2 separate regions of the Homo sapiens genome follow, and region 1 is linked to region 2. A link is a loop called in an ENCODE intact Hi-C map of the cell type or tissue named here. Cell type or tissue: A673. All regions are shown on one strand. Links, peaks and the distances in the headings refer to the core of each region. The heading gives the core; the rest is flanking DNA.

Evidence for each region. Peaks named below come from ENCODE experiments on the same cell type or tissue, not always from the same donor. Only the 100,000 strongest peaks of a DNase experiment are listed, where the experiment ranks them.
Region 1: a loop joins it to region 2, with 2.0 times the contacts of the local background. A loop is called at or near these places in 2 of 110 quality-filtered maps.

Annotation. Positions count from the first base shown.
Region 1 is chr9:37,139,779-37,155,545 of GRCh38, reverse strand. The region is part of intron 2 of ZCCHC7 (zinc finger CCHC-type containing 7); the gene reads right to left. Among named protein-coding and RNA genes, the nearest start is that of ZCCHC7, 27 kb to the right of the region's middle. RefSeq lists an enhancer at 5,272-5,773. In A673, for the core only: no CTCF peak of the experiment used is centred there; a DNase peak (open chromatin) is centred at 5,575; H3K27ac peaks cover 1,825 bases.
Region 2 is chr9:37,256,417-37,272,183 of GRCh38, reverse strand. The region is part of intron 2 of ZCCHC7 (zinc finger CCHC-type containing 7); the gene reads right to left. Among named protein-coding and RNA genes, the nearest start is that of LINC01627, 130 kb to the left of the region's middle. In A673, for the core only: a CTCF peak has its summit at 9,557 (motif pointing right); a DNase peak (open chromatin) is centred at 9,603.

The sequences.
Region 1 (15,767 bases), core at 4,148-6,647, 110 kb after region 2:
TATGAAAGAATTATTTTAAAGAAAGAATTAGAATTCAAAACCATTTACTAGAATATATTTAATTAAAAAATTATTGTCAAATGTAATATTAAAAGCACAACTACTACATATTAATAATATCAATTTGGTTGACTTGGTTATTACTAAGTGAATTATTTAAATGTCATCTTAATTGCCGTTTTTTTTTTTTGAGACGGAGTCTCGCTCTGTCACCAGGCTGGATGGAGTGCAGTGGTGGCTCACTGAAACCTCTGCCTCCCGGGTTCACACCATTCTCCCGCCTCAGCCTCCCGAGTAGCCGGGACTACGTGCGCCCACCACCACGCCCGGCTAATTTTTTTGTATTTTTAGTAGAGACAGGGTTTCACTGTGTTAGCCAGGATGGTCTCGATCTCCTGACCTCATGATCCGCCCGCCTTGGCCTCCCAAAGTGCTGGGATTACAGGTGTGAGCCACTACACCCCGCCCGCCATCTTTAAATGTCTTCCAATAACCAGTGTAGCCAGAACACCCACAAATGTGGAAACAGAATATTAAATGCAATGAGGTTTGTCTTCAAATTATGTAAATTTCATGTTTTCCAAAATCCAAACATATTGCACTGATTTTCTAAAACATCTAAATTCTCTATACTTTAATAAAAATCTGAAGAAGTTAAAAGTCAAAATGCATTAAGATGATTTTACTAAATATTATCATCATTCACTTTCACTTTTAAACAATCCAACTGAGATCAGGACTCTCTAATTAACGACCGGGTGCAGTGGCTCACACCTGTAATCCCAGCATTGGGGAGGCAGAGGCAGATAGATGGCTTGAGCCTAGGAGTTCAAGACAAGCCTGGGCAACATGGCAAAACCTCGTCCCTATTTAAAAAAAAAACAAAAAACAGAAAAATCACCCAGGCATGGTGGTGTGCACCCTTAGTCCCAGCCTCTTGGGGGATAAGGTGAGAGGATTTCTTAAGCCCAGGAGGTCGGGGCTATAGTGAGCTGTGATGGCACCCCTGCACTCCAACCTAGGTGACGAAGTGACACTGTCTCAAAAAAAGCCAACAAAAAAGAATCTCTAATTAACTGATAGAGTAAATGCAATTAATGACACAGAATTCTAAACAAGCTTATATTTATACAATATTCTTGCCTACATGACACCTTGATATTCAAACAGTTCATCTCTCAAAATGGGTTAGCAATAATACAGTCAATGCAAGATGGTGGTTAAGTTCATCACATGCATTATTTCATTTCATACTCACAAACCCCAAGGTAAGCACTGTTATTTTCATTACAGGTAATAAAGAAGGAAAGAAGAGTTGACACCCCTCCACTCTCAAGAGTAATCAAGATCCCCAAAGAGCCAGGCGGAGTGGCTCATCCTGTAATTCCAGCTACTTTGGGAGGCTGAGGCGGGAGGACACTTGAGGCCAGGAGTTCTAGACCAGCCTGGGCAACAGAGTGAGACCTCATCTCTACAAAAAATCAAAAAATTAGTTGGGCATGATGGTGCATGCCTGTGGTCTCATCTACTTGGGAGGCTGAGGTGTGAGGATCACTTAGAACTTGAAGATTGAGGCTGCAATGAACCGTGATTGTACCACTGCACTCTAGCCTGGATGACAGAGCAAGACCTTGTCTCCAAAAGCAAACAAAAATTACCTATGATTTGACTCAATCCATTGAGTCAAACTATATTAAGACAAACACTGAGCACCCAGATTTTGGTTTCTAATATCATTCTCCAATTAAAGAAACCAGGACTCCTTTCAGAAATAGCTGATTCTAGGTCTGGGGAAAGAAAGAAACAAGATGAGCGGTAGCATCTTGCAGTGCCAGGAAGTAACGAAGTGCTTTAAAAAAGAAAAGAAACACTGATGACCAATATTATTGCTCCACTATCTGATGTTTAAAAAAAAAAGAAAGAAAGAAAGAAAGGCCAGGTGCAGTGGCTCATACCTTAATCCCAACATTTTGGGAGGCCGAGGCAGGAGAATCACTTGAGCTTAGGAGTTCGAGACCAGCCTGGGAAACAGAGTGAACCCTGACCCTAAAAAATAACCACAAATAATAACAACAGGCAGGGTGTGGTGGCTCACACCTGTAATCCCAGCACTTTGGTAGGCTGAGACTGGCGGATCACCTGAGGTTGGGAGTTCGAGACCAGCCTGGCCAACATGGTGAAACCCTGTGTCTACTAAAAATACCAAAATTAGCCAGGCATGGTGGCGGGCACCTATGATCCCAGCTACTTGGGAGGCTGAGGCAGGAGAATTGCTTGAACCTGGGAGGCGGAGGTTGCAGTGAACCGAGATCACACCAGTGCACTCCAGCCTGGGCAAAAGAGCAAGACTCCATCTCTAAATCAATCAATCAATCAATCAATCAATAATAATAGTAAATAAAAATAAAATTTTAAAAAATAAAATTAAGGAAAAAAGATAGGAGTATATTAAAGAAACATAGGAGCCAACTGAAAGCACTCCCAAAGGTCAAAGCTAGAACAATTTAAGCAACACAATAAAGTACTATTAAATTATAACCCAAAATGTAAAGTAAATATCCACAAGTTGATACAAATAAGAATGAATGAATGGGCAAGAACAGACAAATCACCCATAGGAAGAATTCCAAATAATTTTTATAGATATTTCACCCTCAAGAAGGTAGAGCATAACACTCTCTTCCTTAAGTATGGGCTGTGTATAGTGACTTCCTTCCAAAGAATACTGTTTGGGAAGAAGGGGGGAAAAAAGAATACCTTCACAGTAGAGAAACCAGACAAACACGACCTCAGCAAGGTAATCAAGGCTAACATCAATGACAAATCATGCTGATAGCATTTTATACTTGATGTGATAAGAATGCTACTTTATTTCTGTCTTCCTCCCAAAACCCATACATGCAGTCTAATGATAATAAAAACATCAAACAAATCCTAATTTGGGGACATTCTATAAAATACCTAACATTCCTCAAAACTGACATGGTCATCAAAAAAAAGGAAAGTCTGAGAAACTGCCACAGCCAAGAGAAGCCTAAGGAGACATGACAACTAAATGTAATGTGGTGTCCTGAACAGGATCCTAGAAAAGAAAAAGAACATTAGGTAAAAACTAAAGAAATCTGAATAATGTATGGACTTTAGTTAATAAGTCGTTAATATTGATGCATTAATTTTGACAAATGTAGCCAATTAATATAAGATGCTACTAATGGGAAAAACTGAATACAGGGCACATGACAACTCCCTGCACTATCTTTGCAATTTTTCTGTAAACCAATTTTTCTAAAATTAAAAAAAAAAACAAAAAACAGCAAACAAAACACAAATGAAGAAAGGGGGAAGTTCAAGTTTATTTTCCTACCTAATTCAAAGCAAGTTATTTAATTTTCTATAGCTATTTGGAAATCTTTCTTTAGAGCACTCCAGGGAGAGAAATTCTTTCAATCTCTTTCTACTACATACTACCATTACTGTTAGTCTGCCCTTACTGAAGCCCAGGTTGCCAGATCAGATTAGAAAACTGTTGGTCTCAATTCATTTTTTTAAAAGGAGGAAGATTTATGAGACTTTTTACTTTGTGTGAGGAAATACAATGCCAAAATAAAGAACTGCTAATGTAGCACTGAGCTACCAGAAAGTATACTAAGAAACAACCCACAGGATCTAAGTTTACATTCAGAGCTCAAAAAAGCCTCAACATCATCTTAGAGTCGAAGAAAAAAGATTTTTTTTTTCTTTGAGATGGAGTCTCACCCTGTTGTCCAGGCTGGAGTGCAGTGGCACAATCTCGGCTCACTGCAACCTCCGCCTCCCAGGTTCAAGTGATTCTCCTGCCCCAGGCTCCCAAGTAGCTGAGATTACAGGTGTGCACCACCACGTCAGGCTAATTTTTGTATTTTTAGTAGAAACAGGGTTTCACCATGTTTGCCAGGCTGGTCTCAAGCTCCTGACCTCAGGTGATCCACCTGCCTCAGGCTCCCAAAGTGCTGGAATTACAGGCGTGAGCCACCACACCCAGCCAGAAAAAGAATTTGTTACAGATTTAACATATGAAGATGATTTTATAATTGTTCATACAACCTAAGTAGCTAAGTCAAAAAGTAAAATAAAAGCTACCCTTTCCAGTGTCAGCTTTAATGTCTAAAAAACTCAAAGTAAAATGAAGTATACAGAATGATCGTTTTATATACAGAAAAGGTTTACTCTCACTGAGAAAGACTTGAAGGATTCTAGCAATTTCTTTCTGACTTCAAATGGAAAAAAGAAATAGATAAATCGGTCGGGCACGGTGGCTCACGCCTGTAATCCCAGCACTTTGGGAGGCCGAGGCGGGTGGATCACGAGGTCAGGAGATCGAGACTATCCTGGCTAACACGGTGAAACCCCGTCTCTGCTAAAAATACAAAAAAAATTAGCCGGGCGTGGTGGCAGGCGCCTGTAGTCCCAGCTACTCGGGAGGCTTAGGCAGGAGAATGGCGTAAACCCGGGAGGCGGAGCTTGCAGTGAGCTGAGATGGCTCCACTGCACTCCAGCCAGAGCAACAGAGCAAGACTCCGTCTCAAAAAAAAAAAAAAAACAAAAAAACCCCACAGAAATAGAAAAGTTATATCTCTATAAATTCCAATGCTACAGAGATTCACAGAAAACACCTGCTCAGAAAAACTGTAACTTTCTAACCTGGAAAAATATCTTCTCAAGCACAGCATATTTTGTAATATTTTACATTATTTATTACAATATTCTGTAATTTTAAAAACTCATAAAACAAACTTCATAGACATTAATTATTACTCATTAAATATGAGCTTTATAGTGTTTGTTATTGTTAAAAAACTTAAGAGGACATTTTGGCTGAACCCTTCTTTCCATGCTACACCCCTCTAGAAAAGATTTACATTTATATGTGATGCAATGCCTTCTGGGTGTTATTTTAATGTGTGATGCAAAAATATGCTTTTCTGTTCCTGTACTGAGACATAGCTGTTTCTGGCTCACATTTATTATGTGCCCTCTTCTGTGATACAATCTGACTGACCTGCAGAATACATCAAGGGCAATCACTGTCACCATAGAAAAGAACAATGGGTTAAAACAATATCCTTAGAGCAGAACTGGAATTACTATTTAAATGAAATTTCAGATTTAATATATCCAAACACTTTAAGTTAAATGCAAAAATTATGTGCTTCCACATATATATAGTTAGAGCTGATTTTGTTTACTGGTCCTCAAAATATTTGGAACCTTGTTTGACTTTCTATATTAAACCTTACGGATTCAACATCTAGAAGATCAATGAGAAAGTAAAATACTGTGGTGTACAGGTGTCCTAAAGCTCTTGTCTGTTCCTATTCCTTTCCTCTCTAACTCCCTTCTCCAACCTGATTAAAAACCTAAAAAGAGCCCAACAGAGAATCCCATGGCCACATACTGAGCATCATTGTAGTCCTAGTGATCCTCCTTTCCTTAGGAGCATTCATTTCTAAAACCTTAATGACACTCTGTCACATTCTTGTGAAAAGGAGATGAAAAACTGCCATTAAAGGCTGTGTTCATTATAATCAGTGACTTCTTAAAAATGTTTGCGTCAAGCAGTGATGTATCTTTGGGATTTCTTTCAGAGTTTGACTCTTTTAGCAGCGTCTTGATTTTTCAGGGAATTTCTGTGCACAGGAAATGAGAAATGCTTGTAATTGCTCAAAACAAAAGAGAACATGGCAACACTGCATTTATGTGTTTCCCATTTTTATTTAAAGTCTGTCAAAGCAACTTACATAGACTTTTATATAAAGGCAAGCTGACACATGAACTATTAAGAACCTCAAACAGTAATAAAATATTATCCTAAAGTAGCATATATTACATGCGAAACACTATAATAAGAATCTACAGATGAACTAGAATCATTCTATTCTATGTATAATGTGAGCAAATGTCACCTAATTTTCTCTCTGTAATCAAAATAGTCTTTTTCCCCAGTAAGAATAGTAATTCCTAGGAATTCCTCATCTTAAAAGCCTGGAGAGACTTCAAAAAATGTCTAAGGAATTGAAAGCCATGATCTAATTCTTACTTTGATCAGTTTTGTTTGTTGGGGACAGGGGGGTATTTTTTTCTGCTAAAAAAAAATAAGTGGGAAAGGAAAATATTGTTCAGTGATGTTCCCCCAAAAGTGTACAATGTTTGGGATATTCAATACAGATATTCTTAAATCTATCGTGATGAATTCACCCAATGTGAAGCCCAAATTTCTTTGGAAACACCGAACTATAAATTAAAGAGTACTTATTTATTCCTTATGAGTTTCTCCCAATTTATGGAACAAAATTCTATACCATACTGTACAAGATAATCTATGTTTAATTAACTTTAATGAAATTAAGCTATTACAAAACTATAAGCAGAAATTAACATTGGGACCACAGAAGTAATCAATTACACAAAAGCTTTGACTACTGTATAGGACACTATAGAGTAGGTTGTAACACAAACCACTTTAACGGGTCTAGTTTATGTTCAGAATGTATTTAGAACTTTTACCCTCTATTTAATAAACTCACAGTTCATTACCATTTAAAATCAAACAAACTGTGCCCATTCAGCAGCACTGCCACCAACTTAACTCCTAAATAGTGGTAACTGACAGTGAACTCTCCACTACCTTGCTGAATTGCCTTACCTCCTGAAAAAAATTTGCTACTTACATTTCTAGGCCACCTACTTTCTGCCACCAATTAGAATGTAGTTTAGACAGTGCAAAGTAACATGAAATGAGCCTAAGCCTTTGTTTCTCAAACTTAGAAAATATATAAACCCCTTAAAAAAAAAGTTCTCTTGAACATCATATCTGTCCAAAAATCCCAATGAGAAACACTGACTTAAGAAACTGAAGTCTCATCCTATAACAAATGTCTTTCATCTATGAGTTATCACTGCAAAGTGTTACCTTTATAACAGGTACGATCACTTTTTAACATCAAAATAAAAATACAAATTTAAGAAATAATTTAAGAACTAAAAAACCTTTCCCTACAAATGGACCCTAGGAGAATGAGGAACTCAGTCTAAGAAAAACCGACCTAATTCAAAATAGAATTTTAAAAGTCTGTTGTTCCTCTAAACATGATATATCCTTATCTCCCCTGACACACACCTCTACCCCTCATGAAAGCAGTATCTTTCCTCTCCTGCACCCCATGACTCTATTATGCCACTCACCTCTTACCTCTTCTATTAAGCCATAGGATCCGTGGGGTCAGGGTCTATACCTGATTCATCTTTGTAAGTACCAGCACATCTTGCACAGTGATTCACAAAAGGCCCTAGTTATTGTTGGCTAAATGAATACATATCAAATATATATTTTTGGCTATTATTTGCTGTCTCTGATTATCTATGCCTTTGTTCCCAATCAGTATCACAGAAAACCAAAAGCTTACAAATCTTTCAATTCAATGTCTACAATATACCTATAAAGTTAAAACAACAATAATACTGACAGATGCAAGTATAGATTCTTTTTTCTTCCTCAACATGAAAAAACAATTACTGACAGGATACCAGGTAAAAGTCAGCAAAAAATACAGGAATAGACATCATTATCACCAGTGCTCTTACAGAGCATCTTTATAAAATGGAGGCAAAAACTCCCTTTCAATCAACCTCCAATATGTTATAATGTAGATTTTTTTAAAAATGCAATGCTAATAAAAATTAGTTGATAAGTATTTTTCATTCAAAAGCCACAAATGTTTGATCTGCATTAAAAAGCTATTAAAAAATCAATTCTAACTTACAATTTACTCAAATACCAGTGGTTTCTTAGATGCTAATAATAAAGCACTATATGAGCTATTACTTTTATTCCTAATATGATTGACATATCTTTTATGAAAGAAAGTCATGTGCACTGCAGGAAATTTAAAAGCCCAAAATGTTAAAGCTCTGAATATAAAATTTAACTAGCAGACTGACTGAAATACTAGATCTCTATTTTTATTCTATTCACTCTTCACTCACCTTCCATTTATTTTCTTGGGATTTGTTTTTTCCCCCCACTCTTATTTTTAATTTTATGGAATAATAAGATACACCCACCTATAGCTCTACATCAGCCAATATTAGACACTTTCAAAACAGCTTGCTTGCTTTATCTCTCTTTCTGTATTTGCTAGGTATTACCTGGTTAGACAGAAAAACAAAGCATTAAATGAAAGTGGTTTTTATGGGACAAAATGTTTTTCCATTACATTACAATGTCTATTATCCTAGTGGTCTTAAAATGAAACTATATTATATTCCTAAACTTCCCTTCAACTGTTTTTGAAGTAGCATAATTTGGAGGTGTTTGGGTAGAAATTATCGGGGCTAACTTTTTAATATTGCAATTATTTATTAAATTGATATATATAATTCAATTGTTTACAACAGTTACTATCATATGAAAGATACTATAGAAACAGAAGTCCTAATGAATTATCTTTGGGATAGCCTGGTCTTCACCTATACTTACTACTGTTATTTGAATGTTAATTTCTGGACCTACTCTATTAGATAGCTAAAGTTAATTAATTCAACTTTAAGTTAAGAGAGAAGATACAAATAGTTGATGTTATTCCCTATGTTTTTAAAATATAAGGTCAATCAATATAAGTACCCACAAATTTTAAATTATTTAAATTATATGAGCATCTGACACTGAGGCAGATTTTCAACTTAACATCTATTTACTTCTTTCAGCTTCCACTGAAGTCAAACACCAAGTAATGAGAAGAGAAACAAAATTTTTAAATCTGTCCTTATCATATTACAAGCACATTAAAGACTTCTCTCTTATTTTCCAAAGAGCTTGAGAAAATGTTGAGCAGCAAAAACTGCATTATTCTCTCAAAAGAAACTACTTTCCTTTTTGATAAACAGTAAACCACATGAGGAAGTTACCACTGAATTACTTCCTGTTACTTGAAAATGTTCTAACTAATACAGCTACCACACGTTTTTAGTTTTTAAAACGAGGGTGGGATAAGTAAAGGGAGGCTTAATTATTAGACAATAATAAAGCAGGCCTAATTTACCATATGGCCAAGACAGCCATTTTTCATTTGGAGGATCTAAGTCCTTTTCAAATTATAATGAAAGAAAAATGTAGAACAATCAAACATGCAGACTTTGTAGAAAAGTGTTTCCTCAGAAAATTGGATACACAAATATCAGAAAGCAAGGGCCATCCATTCATTATGCCTGAAACCAAAGGAGGAAAAAAGCCTACATACAGAATCTGTAAGCTTCATAACTATTGGGATCGTCAAATTTTTAATATTCAATTCCATAATAAATTATTCTAGGTACCAAAAAACTACAGCAGTAAGCAAAGGACTTAATACAATGATATAATCTAAATAAGGTAAATAAGGTACACCAAAAACTCTGAGATAAATGAAGCAACTCTCGAAGAATGAGTTAAAATAGTAATCGCACTTGCTTAAATTAGTATTTATCATTTCTAATGTTTAAAATAAATAAAATACCAAGTCTGAATCAGCCTACAGGTATATTCACTTAAAGATGAATGAATGTGAAAATGTGTGTTCTACACACTTCAACAAGATATAAGACCTACTGTCCAAGATAATTATCCACTAGCAAAATAATTCCTATTTTAATTTTGGGTTATATTCCTTGCTTTTAACAGATCAGCATCTCCAATTCAATTTATAGGAACAATTTTTGTTCAAAATTTAACTGAGGCATCTCAATCTATTAAACGAGGAATATTACTCAATTGAACACTGATTTTAATAAGAATTTTTTTAAGTTAAGGATCTAAAGCAACTACCAATCTAATAAGTAGTTTTAAAAGTTGGGTATGCTCCTATTTTCTGAACTCAAGCAAGTTTGCATTTTTACTTATTTATAATAGCATAAAGAATCAACTTTTAGGCTGCCTCCTTTTCAATTAAGGCTTGTTTACACCTGACAACTATCTTTATCCCAGAACTCTAATGTTCTGCTTTTAATAGCTCAATCTATGTTTCTATCCTAGAAACTGAAAAGGTTTTTTAATTTTGGAGCTTTTTGGTATGTGCCCCTTCTGAACGATAATTACATATTCACAGCAAACTAAATACAATCTTAAGAAGTATGTACAAGAATCTGAAGTAGACTTCTAGAAACATAAAAGTATTATTTGATATAATAAAGACAGTCTGTTTTTCAGATTAAAAAAATACAACAGGAAAAGGAAAATTTTAAACAATTTACTTAATTTTGCCAATTTTCAACATGGTCCCTTTTTTAATCAAGGTCTACATATTTGAAAAGTTGACTATTAAAATTCTTAATGAATTTAAAAGTACTGCTGTTAAAACTTCCCTTTAGCCCATTCAGCCCCTTAACTAATCAAACAAAGAAACAAATATTACAAGACGAAGGCTGACAAAAAATCATAATGAACCTCTCAGATGAGAAACTAATTGGTACTAAGTACACAATGGCTTACATTTAATCCTGTTAATAACCACACAAAAAAAGAAATGAAAGACTCACTTTTCAGTCATCTCTCTGGACCACTGGGCTAAAATAACAGCATGACTAAATCTGACATTGACCCCGTGGCCCTGCTAGGAGTTAAAAGAATTCCTTTGAGTCTTCTGAGGCCTGTTTTCAACTGCTCCAGAAGGGGTGGGCTAGGCATACACACTTGTTAGCCTTCTTTACAGTAACAGGTCAAATTAGAAATGGTCATATACACTGTAATATACACTAGCTCTTACTTTAGACTTGAAGTCTGTACCTTACAACAAAAGTACAAGAAAGAACAATAAAATAGTAACACCTGGATGATAGAATGTCATAGATGGATCATATATAACTGGAAAGGTGAGAACGTATCAAGGCAGTAACACATTCCTGAAAGGAAATTTATAAAACAATAAGAATATTATCTAAATCAACAAGACTGAAATTGAGACAAAGTACCAAGATGGATCACTAAACTTTAAAAAAGAAAAATATCATGTATAAATTTTTCTAGATTTATCACAAAAGAGTTTTCAGCAAGCTTACTAAATTAAAATACATTAAATTATTTTGTGAAGTTTTGCAAGCTTTTGTGACATGAACCCACAAATAACATATGATGTTAGGATGATATAAATCTGCCTGAAAGCAGTTACTTGTTCCCTTTCATCCCTTTTCAAAATACAACTTATGATTTTCAACAAAGAAGATATTAGCATTCACACCTTCCTCTGTAACTAGTGATTGAAAATAATTATGGATATGGATTTACTATACTTGACCAGATTTCTCTCATTCTTGTATTAGTACTTTTAAATTAAGTATATTTTCTTAAATAAAATAAAATGCTAGGCCTTACTCTTATTTCACAAAGTCTAATCACTGAAAATGTAAGTAAGCCAATCACTAGCATATTTTATGTATTTCCCTTAAGTTCTTTCAATTTAAAGTATGGCTCCCGTTAATTTACGTCAACATTTAAAATTAAAAAGTCTAAATTTTCTGAATACTGAAAGCCAACAGATGTCCTTACAAGAAATAAAATTATTACACACCAAGGATATTTTAATTCTAAACTGTCTGCCGCAAAATATCAAAATTAATTTCACATAATTTAATTTCTGTACTCATAATCCTTTTATAATTTTTAGTTTACATATTAATAAAATCAAAATATCATAATCAAAAAATTACTTCACTGAACACATAACTTAATTGAACATTAGCAATCAGCCTCGAGGCACTCTTTTCTTAATTTGTAAGGGCTTAAATTTAGGATAAAAATAAGAGTTAAAATTTTAATATTTATCATAACAAAATTTTGTGAAATCTGTCAAATTTGAAGTAATCTCTTAGAAAAAAAGAGTTCAAGCACTCTACGTTTTGAAAATCTGTAATGGCATAGATATTTCCACCTGTTAGGTGGCGGCATTTTGGGTAGGGGGTTTTCTTTCCCAATTCTCATTCTGTTCTCACCTCCTATTTTCTTTCATACACAGAATATTATTTTTCAGGAACTACGAACTATCTACTAGAACACCGAGACATAAAGGCAATCAGCAATATGAGAATTACAAAATATTTCACAAACAAATCCCAATTTAAAACTCTAATGCAGAGCCTACTTTTCTGAACAGAAAACGCTAAAGCTAAAACAGTTTCCACGCAACACAATGTAATTTTACCATCATTGGCTTACCTTCATAGCATTTTTTGGCCTAAAAAAATCATGAATAAAAGTATTTCGATCATACTTCAATAGTTACCATACAGGTTTAGCCATTCAGTTTTAAAAGAATCTTCCACCCACTGCCAAAAGAAAAAAGGAAGAGGAAGAACAAAAAAGAAATCCTACAAAACGAGAGTTTCAAATAAAGACTGGAAAAGGCATCAAGCAATCATGACCTTTAAAAAAAAAATTGTCTGACAATTGTCTGTGAAGTTTTTTTAACAGCATAAAAGCACTTCACCAGTTTCTTCTTTCCTTAATAAATTTCAAGTTCGGCTCTACAGTGTTCTCCTAGTAAGGCCACACACAATAAAACCCAGGCACTGAGCTTTAAGAATTAATAACATTTTCCACGAACATTTGCTAGTAAAACATGCTAACAGAATTAATTCCTTGTTATTTTTAAAGCTGTATACTTCTGTTGGACCACTTTTATATCACAGGTTATACCTTGATTTGATGTGCTGAATACTAGAAATATATTTTAGGTTATTCAAGTTTCTCAATAATTACATATGAATATCAATTATAAAATTACAATACACCTTTTAAAATACTTTAAAAGGAGGAATAGTTTTACAAACTCATGAAGCCTATATAACTATAATCAAAGACTAGAAATTCAAAAGATTATTTTAATTGGCATGGACAAACAACAGCTAATTAGACTATCAGGATACATTTTCTTCTTAGTTTGAAACTCACTGATTTAAAAGAAATTGCTTTTTGAGAAGTCATTTGATAGAAATCAAAATGTGAAGCACAGTAACTAGAAAATAATAGCAAAAATAAAGAAAACAAAATTCAATGATGCTATTTATTTCTTGGTAATTACAAATTCTATAAATCAGTTTCATATTCTAAGAGCACTACATCCACAAGAAAAAACCTGTAATTAACAGACACAGAAAGAAGGCTTGCCCTTACCCCAATTCCCAAAGTCCTTAACAGATATGCAGAAAGAGCATTTTAGACACCTCACAACCATGAGGTACAATCAAAGGAAAAAAATCTAAAATTATTAATTATCAAAATTACTCTTTTCCCTATGTATCAACATTACAAGGTTTTTTTTAGCCTATTTACAGTATATCATAACATCATTTTTCCTGATTAGGAAATTATTAGAATTTTTTAAATGGTAAAAAGGATCTCTTTATTATTTTATGTTAATTTAGCAAATACAAAATTCAGTTAAATGTTACTGTATGACACCAGCCTCACAAAACAACTGTAAAACAGAAGTAGCTTTGATCACAATAATTTGATATTTTAAAGCCTGTGAATATTAATGAAAAAATATTTTGGGGAGATGTTGGGAACAGAGACCTCTACTTTTGACTTCTAACAATAACTAAATTGCCATAGCACTTCAAGGACTTAAATTCAGCAGTACAAAGTTATGTTATAAAACAAAATTCCTCACATTTGAAAGTATGCAAGTTTTGCCAAGAAAAAGCAAACTCTTAAGATCTGGTCAAAGTAAAAATGTGTCCACCGTCAAAGGCATGTTCATATGCTTATTTGAATATATACACACTGTGGACCACAAAATTGAATGTAAGAGAAATCACATTATCAGATTACAACAGATTTCTTGTAAACAACTACTTAATATACAATAATATTTAAATTAAAGATTTATAACAGTACCACTTACTGTTAATTAGTATTTCTAGTATTAACTTGGTTACACTATAAAATAACATTTTTATTCCAACAGTAAAGTGACCATGAATACAAATTTTCAGGATTAATAATTTCCCATCAATTTCATGCATAACACTAACATATCTTTTCAGCTTCTCAATGGCTCAAAAATTAAATTGCTTCTGTTATTAAGAAAACAAAACCAAGAACAAAATTAGTTTTCCCCTGCTAGTCCCCATGGATCTAAGTACCACACAATAATTCTTTCCAATCTGCAAAACAAAGAACACACAAATAGATGGGCTAAGGAAGAAAGATCAAAACAAAGAAACAAATTTAAAAAAAAAAATTCCCCTTTTTCTTTAGCAATCAACAAAATAACAAAAAAGAAAAAGTGGAAAAGTCACCAAGAATATATGACCATGTAAGCATGGGCACTCTTGCAGAAAACCAAGTCTGCAACCGAAAGCCATGGGAAATTTAAATTAGAGCAAACGGCCACAATAGGCAGAGAATCTGTATGGATAAAAAGGGACTGCTGAGGTTGCAGGTATACTACTAAAGATCTTTTGAGATTTCCAAACAAATTTTATTAGTTTTAATAAATTCTAAAAATAAGAAATAAGTATGCGCATTATACTATAAGCATTAAATTTTTTTCCTTTTAATCAAAATACACATGTATGTGATATATCTAAAAGAAGAGGAAGAAAAGATTCTCTTTGCTTAATACTGCTTTAGAAATTTGCTTCACAAACCTATCTCCTTCTATGTTTAAATAATCTTAACGGAATTTAAAAATTTAACACAATGAAGGCCCTTCACTGCTGATGTTAACCTAACTGGTGGCACAATCACAGAGTTGAATTGCAATCGACTTGAACTCCTCTGACTACCGGGTACATAATTATACACCAAAGTCAGTTTAACTAACCAACATGGTTTGAAAATTAGATGACCTGTGGTACAACACTTACGTTTCTTCTGTTAGATCTGATAATAAAACCTCCCAAACTGAATCATCTCAAACAGAAAAATAAAGGGATTAATACAACTTTAAAATGTCATGGCATCAAGAACACAAATATTCCACAACCAAGTAAGTACCTGATGGATCTCTACCACTCACCTATCCAGAAACTTTTAAATTGAATATTTTGAATGTTTAAAAGTATTTCATACACAGAAGAACCAATAATACCAGGCTAAAATATGATTATACAACACATTTACAGCAATATTTAAGTTATATTTATTCTCCCACAAAATTTGTATCATTTTTTAAGCAAACCAAAAGGGCTGAGGTGTTGAATGAAGAGCAAAATACTCAATTATATGGGAGTAAGGATGTCTTTCAAGTTCTTATCAGAACAACGAATTTTTATTAGCTATTAAAATCCTCCTTAAAAGTAGGAAGTAATGCTATTTCTAAATAAAACCATTGACAAAAGTTCATTTGTGTTAAATCAGACCATTTAATACTAAAAACTGGCTAGTACAGGATTAAGGACTAACTTACAGGATTGATTGTGGTTGCACATCTTCTCTTTAAAGAAAATCTCCTTTCTTTAGTTAAATGTATATGTATGTCATATTCTTCCAAATCCTGAATTCCTCACCTGGCTTTTTTAAAGCATAATTTGTATTACATTAGCAATATCATATTACCAGTCATAACCAGTCTATTTCCTATCTTAAGAATTCTCATTAACTACCAATATAGAAAAAGTATTGAAAAGTTTTCAAGAGTTGGAGCTTTCCCTCCCTATGATAGATAATTCTGTTGCAAGCACTATTTAGTTACAAAACAAATATGACTTAAGGGAACTGCCAATAAAAATATTTTCCCTTAATAAATACCTCTTAA
Region 2 (15,767 bases), core at 8,169-10,668:
ATATTTCTGTTTCTTCTCCAGATCTTCTGATACAAAAAGGTATAGTAGATAAAATCATTAATGACACTTCCCCTCTGTATAATGTCTGTGTGTGTTCTTACTCATTCACTATTTTGGAAAACTTCAAACATATGAAAGTTGAAAAAATAGTATAATAAACTCCCAAAGTTCCAGCTTTAACAATTCTTAATTCACAGCCAATCTTATTTCATCTGTATCCCTACCCACTTACCCTTGTCCTCTACTGAACTATTGTTAAGCAAAACATTTTATCTGCAAAAATTTCAGCATGCTATGTCTAAAAGATAAATAATGGCCGGGCGCAGTGACTCACGCATATAATCCCAGCAATTTGGGAGGCTGAGGCGGGCAGATCACTTGGGGTCAGGAGTTTGAGACCAGCCTGGCCAACATGGTGAAACCTCGACTCTCCTAAAAATACAAAAATTAGCCAGGCATGTTGGCGCACCCCCACAGTCCCAGCTACTCAGGAGGCTGAGACATGAGAATTGCTTGAACCTGGAGGGCGGAGGTTGCAGTGAGCCGAGATTGTGCCACTGCACTCTAGCCTGGGCAACAGTGCAAGACTATGTCTCAACAAACAAACAAACAAATGATAAATAAGGACTCTTTTAAATGTAACCATAATACAATATCATATATTTAAAAACCAACAATAACTAATCAGATGTTCATCAGTGTTCAAATTTCTATAATTACCTGATAAATATATATGCTTTATAAGATCCCAAAAAGGTCCATTGTAATAAACTAAGTCCCTGAATCTGTAGTTTCCCCCTTCCATATTTCTTCCCTTCAGTCCACCTCCCTCTTTTCCATGCAATTATTTGTTAAAGAAATGAAGTGATATCCTGTAGAGTTTAACACATTCTGGATTTTGCTGATTGTATTTTCATGAGATAGTCTTTATATTTCCTATAAACTTGTAGTTGGATCTAGAAGCCTGATTATATGTAGATTAGATCATTTTTTAAATTTTGGAAAGAATACTTCTAGGTAAGCACTGTGTTCTCTGAAGTGGCACAATGTCAGGTGTCTCTTTTTGTCAAATAAGCAGCCATCGATAATTCTTTAAATCCATTATTTCATTAGGAGTTGCAAAATGTGGTGTTCAAACTATTCCTTTTTCATTTGTTGGCACCAATACTTCTCTCTAAAGGAAAACCTCCCCCTCATTCGGGTAACCAAACATTCTTTTTTTAGGTACCCTGAGGTAGAGTTCATATAATTGACACTATATATCAAGGGTTTCTTTTAAGAATTTGAGTTATACAGAAAGAGTCATCTCTGTTTCTTCAGAATGAACAGAAATGAAAGTAATGGCTCCTCCTCTTCTACTACTATTTTTTTTTTTTATTATTGCTGGAAACTACTTTCAATGATGGCCTCTTTAAAGAGGAGATTGTGGGAAAAGAAAAATTCTTATTTTGAAACATTAAAATTCCCTAGGAGGTCTTTTTCTTTTCTTTTTTTTTTTTTTGAGACAAAGTTTCGCTCTTGTTGCCCAGGCTGGAGTGCAGTGACGCGATCTTGGCTCACTGCAACCTCCACCTCCCAGGTTCAAGCGATTCTCCTGCCTCAGCCTCCCAAGTAGTTGGGATTACAGAAATGTGCCCAGCTAATTTTGTATTTTTAGTAGAGACAGGGTTTCACCATGTTGGCCAGGCTGGTTTTGAACCCCGGACTTCAGGTGATCCACCTGCCTCAGCCTCCCAAAGTGCTGTGATTACAGGCATGAGCCACCGCGCCCAGCCTCCTAGGAGGTCTTTTCAATGCTAAGACTTTATGTGTATGTAGTGTATCTGAGTCTTTTCACACGAAAATGCCAAGAACTTGACTCTGATAATATGTAGACATTCAGTATTGGGATATCTCAAGGCCCAATCCTAAGCTTGCTTTTCTATACCAGCACTGCCCAACAGAAATGTAATGCAAGCCACTAATGTGAGATTGGTAATTTTAAATTTTCTAGTAGTCACGTTAAACAAGTAAAATTAATTTTAATAATATATTTTATGTAGCACAATATAGCTAAAATATTTTAACATGTAATCAATGTAAAATATTATTAATAACATGCTTTACAGCCTTTTTTCAGTCTTTAGACTATAACACATCTCAATTCAGACCAGATACACACATAGCTAATGGCTACCAAATAAAACAACAAAGCCCTCTATTTTCCTCAGATAACTGAAACCCTAAGTTAGCCTGCCTATCTATGCTTGTGATTCACAGATATAAAACTCTTGACCTGACCACTCAAATTCAACTGGCCTAGGTGCCTCAAATGCACTTCCTAAAACTGGTCCCTTCTGAGTATTTCCTTAGCATACGCAGGGCACAATCAGAAATCTAGGAGTTGTTTTTCTCTTCCTCATCTCCCATAAATAGTTCCATACCAAGTTCTGTTGATTTTACTTTAAAAAATTATAATTCAGTTATAATCTTTCTTCACTGTCACCTCACTAACCTAAGATAACAACATTATCATATCATGCCTAGAACTTCTTTTGTTTTTTTTTTTTTTTTTTTTTTTTTTTTGAGACAGAGTCTCACTCTGTTGCTCAGGTTGGAATGCAGTGGTACAATCATGGCTTACTGCAGTCTCGATCTCCCCAGTTCAAGCGATCCTCCTGCCTCAGCCTCCCTGGTAGCTGGGACTATAGGCACGCACTGCAACACTCAGTTAATTTTTAAAATTTTTAGTAGAGATGAGATCTCACTACGTTGCCCAGGCTAAACTCCTGGGCTCAAGTGATCCTCCTGCCTCAGCCTCCCAGTAGCCTCTTAACTGGTATTTCTGCAGGTACTACAGGCCCTCTCACCATTCTCTTTTCTGAAGCATAGCTATCTTTTAACAATGGAAATCTGCTCCTATAACCCCTGCTTCATATACTTCATTAGCAACTGCTCTAAAAATAACGTTCAAAACCTTAACATGGCCTACAATGCCTGAAATTTCTGATCTTTACTTACTCTTCCAGCCTCATCTTGCCCTACATGCTCTCTCTCACACTCTTTCAAGCCACAATGGCCTACCTTCAGGACAGCAAGCAAATAATTCATCCCTTCTAGTAGATAGGGTGCACATGTTATTTCCTTGGATCAAAACACTCTTTGCCTCACCATTTCGACTAGTTAATTCTTTTGGATTTCAGCTTAAACGTCACCATAAAAGCCTTCCTTGGCCTCCATACTACGTTAGAATATTATACACTCTCATACTACTGTTTTATCTTTCCCTTATAGCAGTCTGGGTCACTTCTTATCCCTAACATAGCATACAGTAGTATTCAATACATTTGTTGAAAGACCACATGAATAGAGTAGTGAAGGTGATGGCACCCTATTCAGAATTAAATGCCAGAATTGACAACAATAAAGTTTCACAGCTGAGAACAGCATTAGCCCCTCGGAAAGAGTAGAAATTTTGCGGCCGGGCGCGGTGGCTCACGCCTGTAATCCCAGCACTTTGGGAGGCCGAGGTGGGCGGATCACAAGTTCAGGAGATCGAGACCATCCTGGCTAACACGGTGAAACCCCGTCTCTACTAAAAATACAAAAAATTAGCTGGGCATGGTGGCGGGCGCCTGTAGTCCCAGCTACTTGGGAGGCTGAGGCAGGAGAATGGTGTGAACTTGGGATGTGGAGCTTGAAGTGAGCCCAGATCGCGCCACTGCACTCCAGCCTGGGCAACAGAGCGAGACTCTGTCTCAAAAAAAAAAATAGAAATTTTGCTTATTTTTTTTTTTTTCTGTGAGGACAGGGCTCAAGAGTACATTCATGACTTTTGAAGTTTACTACTTTGTTTCTTTGCAAATAAACACCTGATAGGTCTGGAACTTCTGCAAACCTTATTGGCCAGGTAGAGAAATCTGGTAGTGAGTAAAATCTAATTATCTTATAATAGTAGTTGGTTTTGAGAGCACATTAGAGATACCAAGAGCTTTCACAAAAAATTCACACAGAATTTGTTTTGTATTAGGCTCTGTGTTAAGCACTGTGGGGAACAAAAAATCTGAAACACAGTCCCTGCTCTGAGGAACTTCCAATCAAGTTAGTGATGGTACTTGAATGGCATTATAAGAAATGCTAATAGGGCTTAGAGAAAGAGAATCTTGGGTTGATGTGATCACAGAGGAAATCTTCAACTTCAAGAAAATGCAGGCTGGGCCCAATGGCTCACACCTGTAATCTCAGGTCAAGGTGAGAGGATCCCTCGAGCCCAGGAGTTCAAGACCAGGCTGGGCAACATGGTGCGACCCTGTCTCTATAAAAAATGAAAAAATTAGGCCGGGCGCGGTGGCTCACGCCTGTAATCTCAGCACTCTGGGAGGCCGAGGCGGGTGGATCACAAGGTCAGGAGATCGAGACCATCCTGGCTAACACGGTGAAACCCCATCTCTACTAAAAATACAAAAAATTAGCCAGGCGTGGTGGCAGGCACCTGTAGTCCCAGCTACTCGGGAGGCTGAGGCAGGAGACTGGCGTGAAGCTGGGAGGCGGAGCTTGCAGTGAGCCGAGATCATGCCACGGCACTCCAGCCTGGGTGACAGAGCGAGACTCTGTCTCAAAAAAAAAAAAAAAAAAAAAGAAAAAATTAGCCGTGCATGGTAGTCCCAGCTACCCAGGAGGCTGAGGTGGGAGGATCACTTGAGCTTGGGAGGTCGAGGTCGAGGCTGAAGTGAGCTGTGATCATGCCACTTCATTCCAGGCTAAGAGACAGAGCAAGGCCCTGTTCTTCTCCCCTGTCTCCCCCCCACCACCAAATGGGAGACAGAGATGCAATTTCATTAATAGAAATCATAAATATAAAAAGAGAAGAACACTTTCAGCAAGAGGGAATGCTAAATACAAGCGACAGAGAATTCTGTTCTAGGGCTGAGTATACTGTTTTGGCTAGTAAACTAAGAAGATTCATCTCACCTTAATCCTTAGTTCTGTCTCTAAGGATCAAAACAGGTCATCAGAATAGAGAATCAAAGACTTTTTATATTATACTAATTATCTTAGCCAAGAAATGATGAGGATTAATAAACTTTGCAACCCATCTTCCAAAGCCTTTGAAACTGGGCCTGAATGGATAAATTAATTGTACAGGCATATCCCACAGACTGTATTCCGGATAGTATACCTCTCTCTCTCTCAATATAACATTTTTTTGACCATTTATACAGAAAAACTTAAATTTATTTCCCAAAAATTCAGTATGCATGGGAAAAGTCTCAAGTTATCTTCCAAATAACACTGGTATAACATATACATCACTGTTAGACTTTGTTTTTTGAGACAGAGTCTTGCTCCATTGCCCAGGCTGGAGTGCAGTGATGCAATCATTGCTCACTACAGCCTTGATCATCCCGGCTCAAGCTATCCTCCAACCTTAGCCCCCCAAGTAGCTAAGATTACAGGTGTGTACCACTATACCTGGTTAATTTTTCTGTTTTTTGTAGAGATGGAGTCTTGCTATATTGCCTAGGCTGGTCTCAAACTCCTGGGCTCAGGTGATCCTCCCACCTCAGCCTCCCAAAGTACTGGGATTACAAGCATGAGCCACCATGCCAAGCTGGTAGACATTTTTAAAACTGAGTCTAGTGCCAACATGCTTAGCATCATAAAGAGACAATTAAAAATTAATAACAGGAGTGTAAAGCTCTATTTTTATATATTTTTAAAGCTGTATTTTAAAATGTTTTACCCTAAAGCATTAACTACTTTCCCTGATGATTTATCAAATCCTGTCAAGAACTTTATAGCTCTTTACACATCCCTAAATTTAAAAAAACAAATAAATTTACAGTTGTACTATGAGCTCCTCTGAGTTTCATAGTTTTGTCTGTAATAGTTCATTCTTCCTTTGCCCATTTTGGCCATACCATCATTTCTTGATACCTAAGTGGCATGGTGTGCAGAATCTTCTTTAATATGGTAACTAAACTTTACATATTAAGCATTTGCATTTGGGAAGGTCATTCTGTTTTTTTGGATGAACTATATAAATGAAGTAGGTTAAATCATTTTAGTTTAAAAAAGGAATTAAAGTGTTGTTTTTACCATATTGATACAGTAAATACAGTTCCTACTCTTTTCTTTCTATGTCTGACCTTAAAGAAGAAGTAGAAGTGGCATTATGCTAAGATCTTGAGGAAGAAGTAGGAATTCAACATGCAGGGATTTGGGGAGGGGATGAAGGAAGAGAAGATGGGTATCACAAAGACAGAGACTGATTTGAGGATGAGAAAAGAGGTAGTGAAGTATCAAAGCCTGAACCATCCAGTTTGGCTCATGTGAAGGAGTGCTATGGCATACAGCCTGAAAAAAACAGACTAGGGCCAACACTGAGGGGTGTCAATTCTAGGCTAAACACACTATCCTCAATTTTAAAGGCAATAGGATACCTTTGAAAAAGGAAAATGGTCGCTGGAAAACAGAAAGCCATGATGAGACCTCTATTTTAGGAAGATCAGTCCAACAGCAATATGGAAGAAATTTAGAGAAGCAACGAGATGACAGATTATGTTTTGGTAAGAGATAAGGGTTTCAACTACAGTGGTAGCATGAGGACAGAAAAAGATGCAAATACTACTTAAGTAGAACAAACAGTATTTGGCCACTTTCAGAGAAACATAAACAAGACTTGGATAATATAATTTCAATCAAAACAAGCTAAAATCAGAAACTATTAAATAAAAACATGGCTAGAAACAAGTTGGTTGAACTGGATTGGGGATGGGAGGAATGACGAACTTTCTTTCGTGATCTCTGACAGTGTCTCCAATTCGCTGATCCTAGGAAGTAAGAAAGAATCCCTTTACTAGGAATCCTAGGATCCTAGGAAGTAAAGAATACCTTTCATCCTGTAAGGTATTTAAACTGGAACGTGATTTAAACTGGAACGTCTACTTACTTTTATTTAAACTGAAAGCATGAAAAAGGAGAAGGCAAATGTAAAAGGATTCATTCCCATAATGTAAAAAATGAATCATGTGCTTCTTGATCCTGTCTGCTGAAAGATTCCTTTCTCAAAGAGTATTACCTAGGGAAGAGATTCATAATTGCTAAATGGATAGATGTAGTTCTTAACCAGGAGGAAGAACATCTGTTTTCTCTCCTGATGGGATACAGGTTTCCTAGGCTACAAAATTTATCATCTACCCTACACTGCCACACACATACATAAATTCAGAAATACAGACTGAAATGCAAGAACACATAGATAAAAGCTTGTTTTTTCACAAGCTAACTCCTAAACATTAGAAGGGCCTGCTCTTACACTTCAAACATATAGCTTTTAACAACTCATTTTACAGGAAATTTTTACTTCTCTGATGAGAGTTCAGGTTTAACTGCTATGGAGAGGACTAGAGAAAACAGCATACAGAAGGTTGCCTAAGCAATATAAAGTGAGGCATATAAAAAGATCTGGTTACTGCTTGTAATTTATGGTGCTAGCTCTGTACTTAGGAGGAAATATATCCAAAACCAATTATGTATCAAGAAAACTCGTAAAATAAAATAATATATTAAATGCCTACTTTTCTAGTCCTCTGCAATCTGAAGTTAAGTTAGGAAGCCACAATTTAATGAGGCAACAAATATTTAACTATTTAAATTCTGCTGTGGTGTGTTCACAATACACAATAAAAAAGGCAGTGGGATACATAAAAGTTACACAATTCTCTGCCCTCCACAAAAAAAAAGACTATTTAAAATATCTTCATCAGTACACAGGTTTGATACATTAATGTAATTGGTTGATTATGAGAAGAAAAATCAAGTATTCCATTAAGTCTGGTTTAACAGACACTGTAATACCTTTTTCCGTTTTGGGAATGTCATATATTTTTAAAAAATTAAACGCATTTTATTTTATAAGTACTATTTACATTTGTATGCCATTTATTGGCTTACAAAATGCATTTTAATATTCTTATTAATGTTTAATTTTCACAAGCATCCATTGTAGGAATATTACCTCCACATTATAAAGGAGAAGTGGGCAAGTCTGTCACACAACTAGTAAATGACAGCAAGGATTCAAAATCAGGTCTTGAAAGGTTTAAACAATCTCAACACCAAAGACAAGCAAAGAGATAGTATTAGTTTAAGATCTTAGAAATGTAATGCATATATCAAATTAAAGACTCTTGGGCACTCGTTTATCCATGATCACCAAGTTCAGGAAAGGTCTTGGCTGGAGGAAGAAGTGGCACACGCCCTGACCTTGTTGTAAATAACTTCTTTCTACAATTTGGATGTGATTTTCATGTTTTCTACGTTTAGAAGTTACTCTTAATAATTTGCTTCATAAGTAATTTTAAAGTATTGATTAGGGTTTTAAAATCTATCAAAACTGAATTGATTGGCTGGGTTTTCTGTCTTAACTTGAAAAAGGAAAAGAAATTCTAGCTAACTCAAGAAGAAATTTCCATGTATCCAAAACTTTGCACCCCTTCTGCAAACGTATGTGTGTAGTGTACAATGAAATTTGCCACGTGAAAAATAATTACATAAAATTGTCTAAAAGGTAAAATGACTAATAAATGAAAAGGCCTGATGTCTTCTAGTCTTTTGTTCTTAACTGTAGGATTTTAAAGAGGATATGCAATATTAGTATGCTTCCTTAGTAAATAATGAGTTATACTGAGTTACTACAATATATATGAACTTTAGAAACAACATGTCATAAAAAGTTTTCTAGGAATCTTAATAGAAATAGCAACTAGTAGCAAGGTACAAATATAAATGGGAAATACGATAAAAACCACAGGTTTTTTTTTCATTCCTTCCATTTTAAAAATACAAAATATAAGGGTATATAGAAAATGTAAGAGTATATACAAAATATAAGGTATATAATAGGAAAAGGCTGGGATAAACTGCTACTTTCAACAAGAAAGTAAGATTCTAAAATTCTGGTATTAAAGTTTTGTTAAGCACCATAACTGATGCGAATCCCATAGGTCCCCAAGTCTAGAGTCTAAAATAAGGATGGGCTTATAAGAAATAGGAATTGAAGAATAGAGAATTAAAAAAATAAAAACATAAGCACTGGTTTTAAGAAGAATCACCAGTAAACTCATGTACAACATGAATTATTAACAGTAGAGAAAATCTGATGCTCATTTTTAAGAAAATATGTAACAAAAAATCTTCTATGAAAAGAACATCTTGGGTAATCCACTTATTTAAGACAGTTCTGAAAATCTCTTTTTCCCAAAGTGGATAGACAAACTAAGAAACATCTTCTAAGTAAATCTCAAGAATTTAGTAAACAAGGGTGGCACAAAATTTGTCCATTAAGACTGAAGTAATGGGGCAAAAATCTCAGGTGGATAGAATGCCTACAAGAACGTGGGAGAAAAAAGATGACCCATCTTTTCTGTCAACAATGTCTTTTAAGACATGAAAAGTAAGGAGCTACAGCAGAGCTTTATACTACAGTGTCACAAAATAATGTTAAGATCAAAGATGATTAAAACATCCATTTATTTGGCAAAATGTATGATTTTCCCTGGTATCCACCGGGAGTTCTGGAAGGCATAGATGACCAGGAGAGGGCAGCTCACCACTGCAGCTGTGAGTAAACTGTGAAGACGCGAATCCCTTTCTTTGCAAACAAGGGGACACTATACTTGTATATTTCCCATAGTCAACTAATAAAGAAGATACTGCCATTAAGAAATCAAAACCACACATGAAGTATAATAGTATAAGTTATTGCAACAAGTAACTAGTAAGAAAAATTATTGATAAGTAAATTAGAGTTCATAAAACAAGATGATGCTAAAGTTCCTGCCCCCTCAGATAAACTGAATATATAGCTAGCAACTATAGTCATTATGACTATGTTTACTATCTTTTTATACTTCAGTGTACTTTCTGTAAATAACTACTTTCTTAGAGTTTATCTAAAAAAATCTCTTTACCAAAAAAAAAAAAATCACCTTTTTCTACCAACCAAGTTCAAAATTCGGCACACTTTCTCTTGGATCATGTGTAACTCTGAAATATGTTCTACTTATGATCTGTATGTTGCTAGCAAAAACATACAGATTGCTATTGTCAACCACAATCCAATGGAGCTGCTTTGTTATCATCAAAAGTATAAAAATGGGAACTTTTCTACAATGAGGAGACTCTAGACTGACATAATTTCTTCCTTATAGGCTGAAATCTTTCACGCAATGAGTGTGCGGATAAAACAATTTAAGCACCCAGAATCATAGTTCTCATTTACTAAGACCTCTGGTTCCTATTAACACAAGACTCAGAAGACAAATTACTAGATTACAAATCTCAAAATTTATTTTCATCAGTATATTACTTGCTGCTTAGATGTTTACCTTGACTAAAATTAGGAGAAAAAAACTGAAAAAGAACAAAAGCAATACTGATTACATAAATGGTTAAAAGGTAATTGCTTAATTACGGAATTTCACTTCCTTGTGAGTTTTTCATTTGAAGTTTAAAGTAGTACTTCCAAGCCTTTTTCATGTCACAGTGTTCAAGGAAAGGTGTTTATAGAGCACATTAGGGCAAATGGAGCAGGGCACCTTCAGACAACTGACCCAGAAGCTCCTGCCAGGCCACCCTGAGAACACAAGGAATCAGTATCTTGCTCACCACAACTTATTTTTGCAATAGATGTGGCACATCAGTTAGGAAGTGATAATGTAAATATCTTTGGCCAAGGTTAAGAGGATAAGAGGAGGATCAAACAGTAACTCCAATTCTAGTTCATTGAAGACAGCATTTTACAGCATAGAAATGCTGTGGGAAGCAAAGAAGTGGCTGAGTGCAATCTGGGGTCTGTGTGTTGACTTTGACGTCTTTACCTTTCATATACATTGCTTGTTTCAACTCTTGTCCATTTTACAGAGGACAAAAGACATTTAGTTAGAGAAACTTCCTCTAAAAAAAATCTGTTGACGTCTTAAAGAAGAAAAAAATGACAAATGAGGCTATGAGACATTTTTCTTGATTTTCTTCTTTAAAAATGTCTCTCACATAGGTACAAGATTACAAGATTAAGGGGGACATATATGGTATCAACAACCACCAAAACTCTGGTTATCGGCATTGATAAACAGTAGGCCATCCATATCAAGCAGCCAGTGGTGAGAGCTAAATAATAATCTATGATCCCTTTCCTTCAACCAAAAAACAAACGAACAAACAAAAAAAGATCAGAAATAATAAAAATCCAAGTGGTAATTAAAAGAAAGATATAGAATAAAACACAGCAAACTAAATCAACAAGAGTATTTTGATAGAGCAGTTTGTCTGAACTCCATTTCAAAAGCCTTCCTCTTAGAACCCCAGTCAGATTCAATAGCTACAGTCCTGGCTGCCAGGGAGTTCAGCTTCCATAAGGCTCCTAGAGGAGTATCAAGTCTTACTAAGAAGGTAGCATGTTTTAAAACAAACTCACTGAATACCTGCATGAAAACTACCATGTCTCTGCCCCTAACAACTATATAGGTCCCATTAAGGTCAAATAGTTCATCTTAGGGAAGTCCTGAACAGAGCAATTTAAAGGCAGTTTAGTAGTCTTAGTACTTCGGCAATATAAATGGGCAGAGTAAGCTTACCAGGTATGTAACTTGTGCAGTCACACATGGGCTTGCTCTCAAAAGGGGCCTCTATTTAGTTGAACGGTCCTTTGTCGCCATCTTGAACTTGTTAATGACTTTGAACTTGTACTTTGTAGATGAAGACCAGTGGGACAATGGAGCACAGAACAGAGGAAATATGTCAAGTGTCAGCATATGCACTAAGCAGCTGGACTGGCTGCCTGGGCCCAAATGTGAATACCTGGGACAGACGTGGACAACACAGGGCACTCAAGGCAGTGGCCAGGACTGAGCCCAGATTGGCAATGGCAATGATGGCAGCAGCCCCATGAAAGAGCGGCTCAGCACTGGGGATATACAGTGGAAAGCCAAAGTACTCCTCTTCCTGGAACCTATCCTAACAGTATATGCGCAAATATTAACTCTCCAGCCTAAGGACCAGGACAGGAAGTGTTGGTGCTCAGAGAGTAAAACCTTTGTCAGCATATTATTGCAAAGTATCCAAGTCATGGCACCAAAAATATATCAGAATTCATCAAGGCATTTATAATCTCCAGTTTTATAAACCACTGCAACATTGCAAACCAAATAGCAATAGCTTTAGAAAGAGAAATTGAATATAAAGATTGTCACATTTGGTTGAAAAGAACAATATTTTTGTATGAGAACCAACTGTTTTAATGAAGAACCAACTGTTAATGAGAAGGATTATTTTAAATTTAATGTTTCCATATCTTCATACCTGAAGATATGAGGTAGGATGCACAAACAGACATTCTGAATTATATACAAGTCATGAAGTCATTTGGTTTCTTGGAAGTTGTACAACTTCCAAGTTACAAGAAATAGCAGAAAGAATATTTAAATACCCCTGTATAAATCTACACTTAGAATTAAATCTATACACAGAACTGATTTGTAGAGTTAAAGCTTTTAGAAAAATTGTTCTAAAAATTAGCTCTAGATGTTCTAAATTTAGATTTTGAAATAATTTATCAGAAATTTATCCTAATGTTGTCACAGCCTATAAAATGTTCTTAACAGTGGCATCAGTACAAGGCCTGTCCTCAAAATCAAAAATTATCAAAAAATATTTGTAATCTTGCATTTGCCAAACATAATTGACATTACTTCCAATTATATAAATTAAAAATGAAACTTTATAAAAGTATAAATTTTGATGACTAAAATGAATTTGCAGAAAAAAGAGCCAGAAAGTCATGATTAATCAAGATTTCACAGTGATAAGGTATTATTTATTTACTATCTTTTATAAAAGCATGATACCCACAAACATAATTTTGAATTTGTGTTTACTTATTTATTGCTATTAACTCTACCATGTTTTTCTTCCCAAAGGAAAAAAGCTTTAAACATTAGCACTCTTAACTGTACTTTTCCCCTTGCTTTTTGAACAAAGGCCTGCATTTCATTTTCATTCACACTGTATCCCACAAATTGTATAACCAGCCCCGACCATTAGACGCTAACCCAAGTTTTTTTTGTTTTGTTTTTCATTTTTTCTGCTACATGTTATAATAATCCAAGTTTCTTTTCGATGCTTGCCTATTGTCTTACAAAACTCCTCTGCTTCCTGAAAGCCAACCTTAAACAGCCATCCATGCCCTACCTGTTTTGTCCTTAATTATTTTTCTGGCCACTTTTCTTTAACTTCTGTGCTACAATCCTACAATCCTGATCTTAAAAGCCTGGGTTTTTAAATATCTATTTTTTGCTTTTCTCTCCAATTCCTCCAATTTGTTACTAAAATATTGACAATTAAGCCCTCAGAACAAACTTTTTTTTTTTTTTTTTTTTTTTTTTTTAAGAGACAGGATCTCGCTCTCTCACCCAGGCTAAAGTGCAGTGGCACGAACAATCACGGCTCACTGCAGCCTCAACCTCACAGGCTCAAGCGATCCTCCCACCTCAGCCTCCCAAGGAGCTAGCTGGGACTACCGGCATGTGCCACGCCAATTTTTGTATTTTTTGTAGAGCTGGGTCCCACCATGTTGCCCAGGTTGCTCTCGATCTCCTAGGCTGAAGTAATCTGCCCGCCTCAGCCTCCCAAAGAGCTAGGATTACAGGCATGAGCCACAGCATCTGGCTCCTTAGAATAATTTTTAACTAATTTCTGTTTATTCCCTGTATTCATCCAGTCACTAAATCTTATCAGATCTCCTTTGATATGCCTCTTGAATCTGTGTATTAACCCCATGCTGACTGTGATCATCCTGGACAGGATCCTGGAAACCTACTGTGAGGAGATATCTTATCTCACATGTTCTCTTTAAAGCAACTCATTTGATCCTTGTCAAACCCCTGTAAGACAGGGAGAGGAGGCGCTGATGTAAAAATGGTCCTATTTTATAACTGGAGAAATTGAGGAACAGAGACATAAAGGATAGTGCTCAAAGTCATGATAAAAGCAAACTGCTCAAGGGGGGTATGATGAGATATCCTCCATTGCCCAGCGATATCTATTCTCCTGAGTCCTTTAATTTGCAATAAAGCTTTCCTCAGATCAATTTCTCATCCAGGGCTTTTATACTTATGAACTAGAATACAAAGTATAGTTCCTAATCTTACAATTTTAGGACCAGCTATACCCCTTGCCCTAATAAGATTTTAATCTCTGTGTTGCTATAAATACCTGAGGCTGTGAAATTTATAAAGAAAAGAGGGTTTATTTGGTTCACTCTTCAGCAGGCTATATACAAAAGAAGCATGGCACCAGCATCTGCTTAGCTTCTAGTGAGGGCTCAGGAAACTTAGAATCATGGCAGAAGGCAAAGGGCGAGCAGGCGAGTCACACAGTGAGAGAGAGCTTAGCAGTTTTCAAATTTTTAAGTCTCAGGATCCCTTTATATTCTTAAAAATTGAGAGCCTCAAAGAGCCTTTGTTTATTTGGTCTGTTACTATTAGTATCTCCCATACTAGACATTAAAACTAAAAAAAAAAAAATTAAATAGTTCTCCACTAATTTAAAAATAAAAAATAAATAAAAGTGAAACTTCTATGAAAAATCTATTTTCCGAAATGAGAAGAGTGGCATTGTTTTGTATTTTCAAATGTCTTTCCATATCTGGCTTACTAGAAAATAGTTGAGTTGTCATATCTGGCTCTGTATTTAATCTGCTGTGATATGTTGTTTTGACTGAAGTATGTTCTGGGAAACCAGAATATGCTACCCCAAAATAGGAAGGATTGTTCTACTGAAGGTAGTTTTGAAGGAGCAGATGCAAGAAACCTCTCTGCCTTCCACTTGCCTAAATCAAGACATAGATTTGCAAAGACAAAAGGTATCCTGCCCACCTCTCTACTAGGAGAAACAAAGGTTAACCACTGAAGACAACTTTAGCCTGGAAAAGAATCTGTGTTAATAAGCTTCACCAACTAGCCTCTACCCGCCATATTGATTTGCCCTTCCAAAATTTACTACGGCTACAGATTCAAAGTCCTTTTCCTCAGTCTTGTATTCTCTAAAAACTTACTGTTCTTTGTTGAAAATGCTCTATTCAAAGCCACCTTGAAAACTACTAATTCCATGGGTGTCTCCCATGTATATATAAAATATACATGTCAATAAACTTCTGTCTTTTGTTATAGGTATCCATATCCAATGAAGAATCTATGAGGGTTGAAAAAAAGTATTTTTCCCCTATGGTATGAAGATTATCTGGCATTACACAGTTATGCAGTTGAAAAAGAAAACAGTAATTCAATTGCTTTTTACCATACCTATGGAAACTGTTCTTTTACACTAGGCCAAAATTAACAGGTGATAGTTTCCTAAAAGTTAGTTACAATGTAAAATCTAAAATTGGTCTCTCTTGGACAGTAAATGAAATTTTCACTCATGCATAATTTTGTAACATAATGAATGGGTCATGTGGAAAATACTGGTTCACCGAGTTTTATTTTGTGTGTACAGTACTTCCCGTTTCATCATACAGAATATTCAAAGACATGTACTAGAGTATTGAGGCTTAATAAAATTATTTTTATTGCTTCAAGAACATTCCTAAGTGAAACTAACTAGCTTTTTAAAAAAACTACAGGCATGTAGAAATAACATATAGAATATTATTAGTAAGGTTTCATGTAATTGCCTTCATTCATTCTAAGGAGCCAGAACTTTTACTCCTTACTCCTTATCATCAGTGG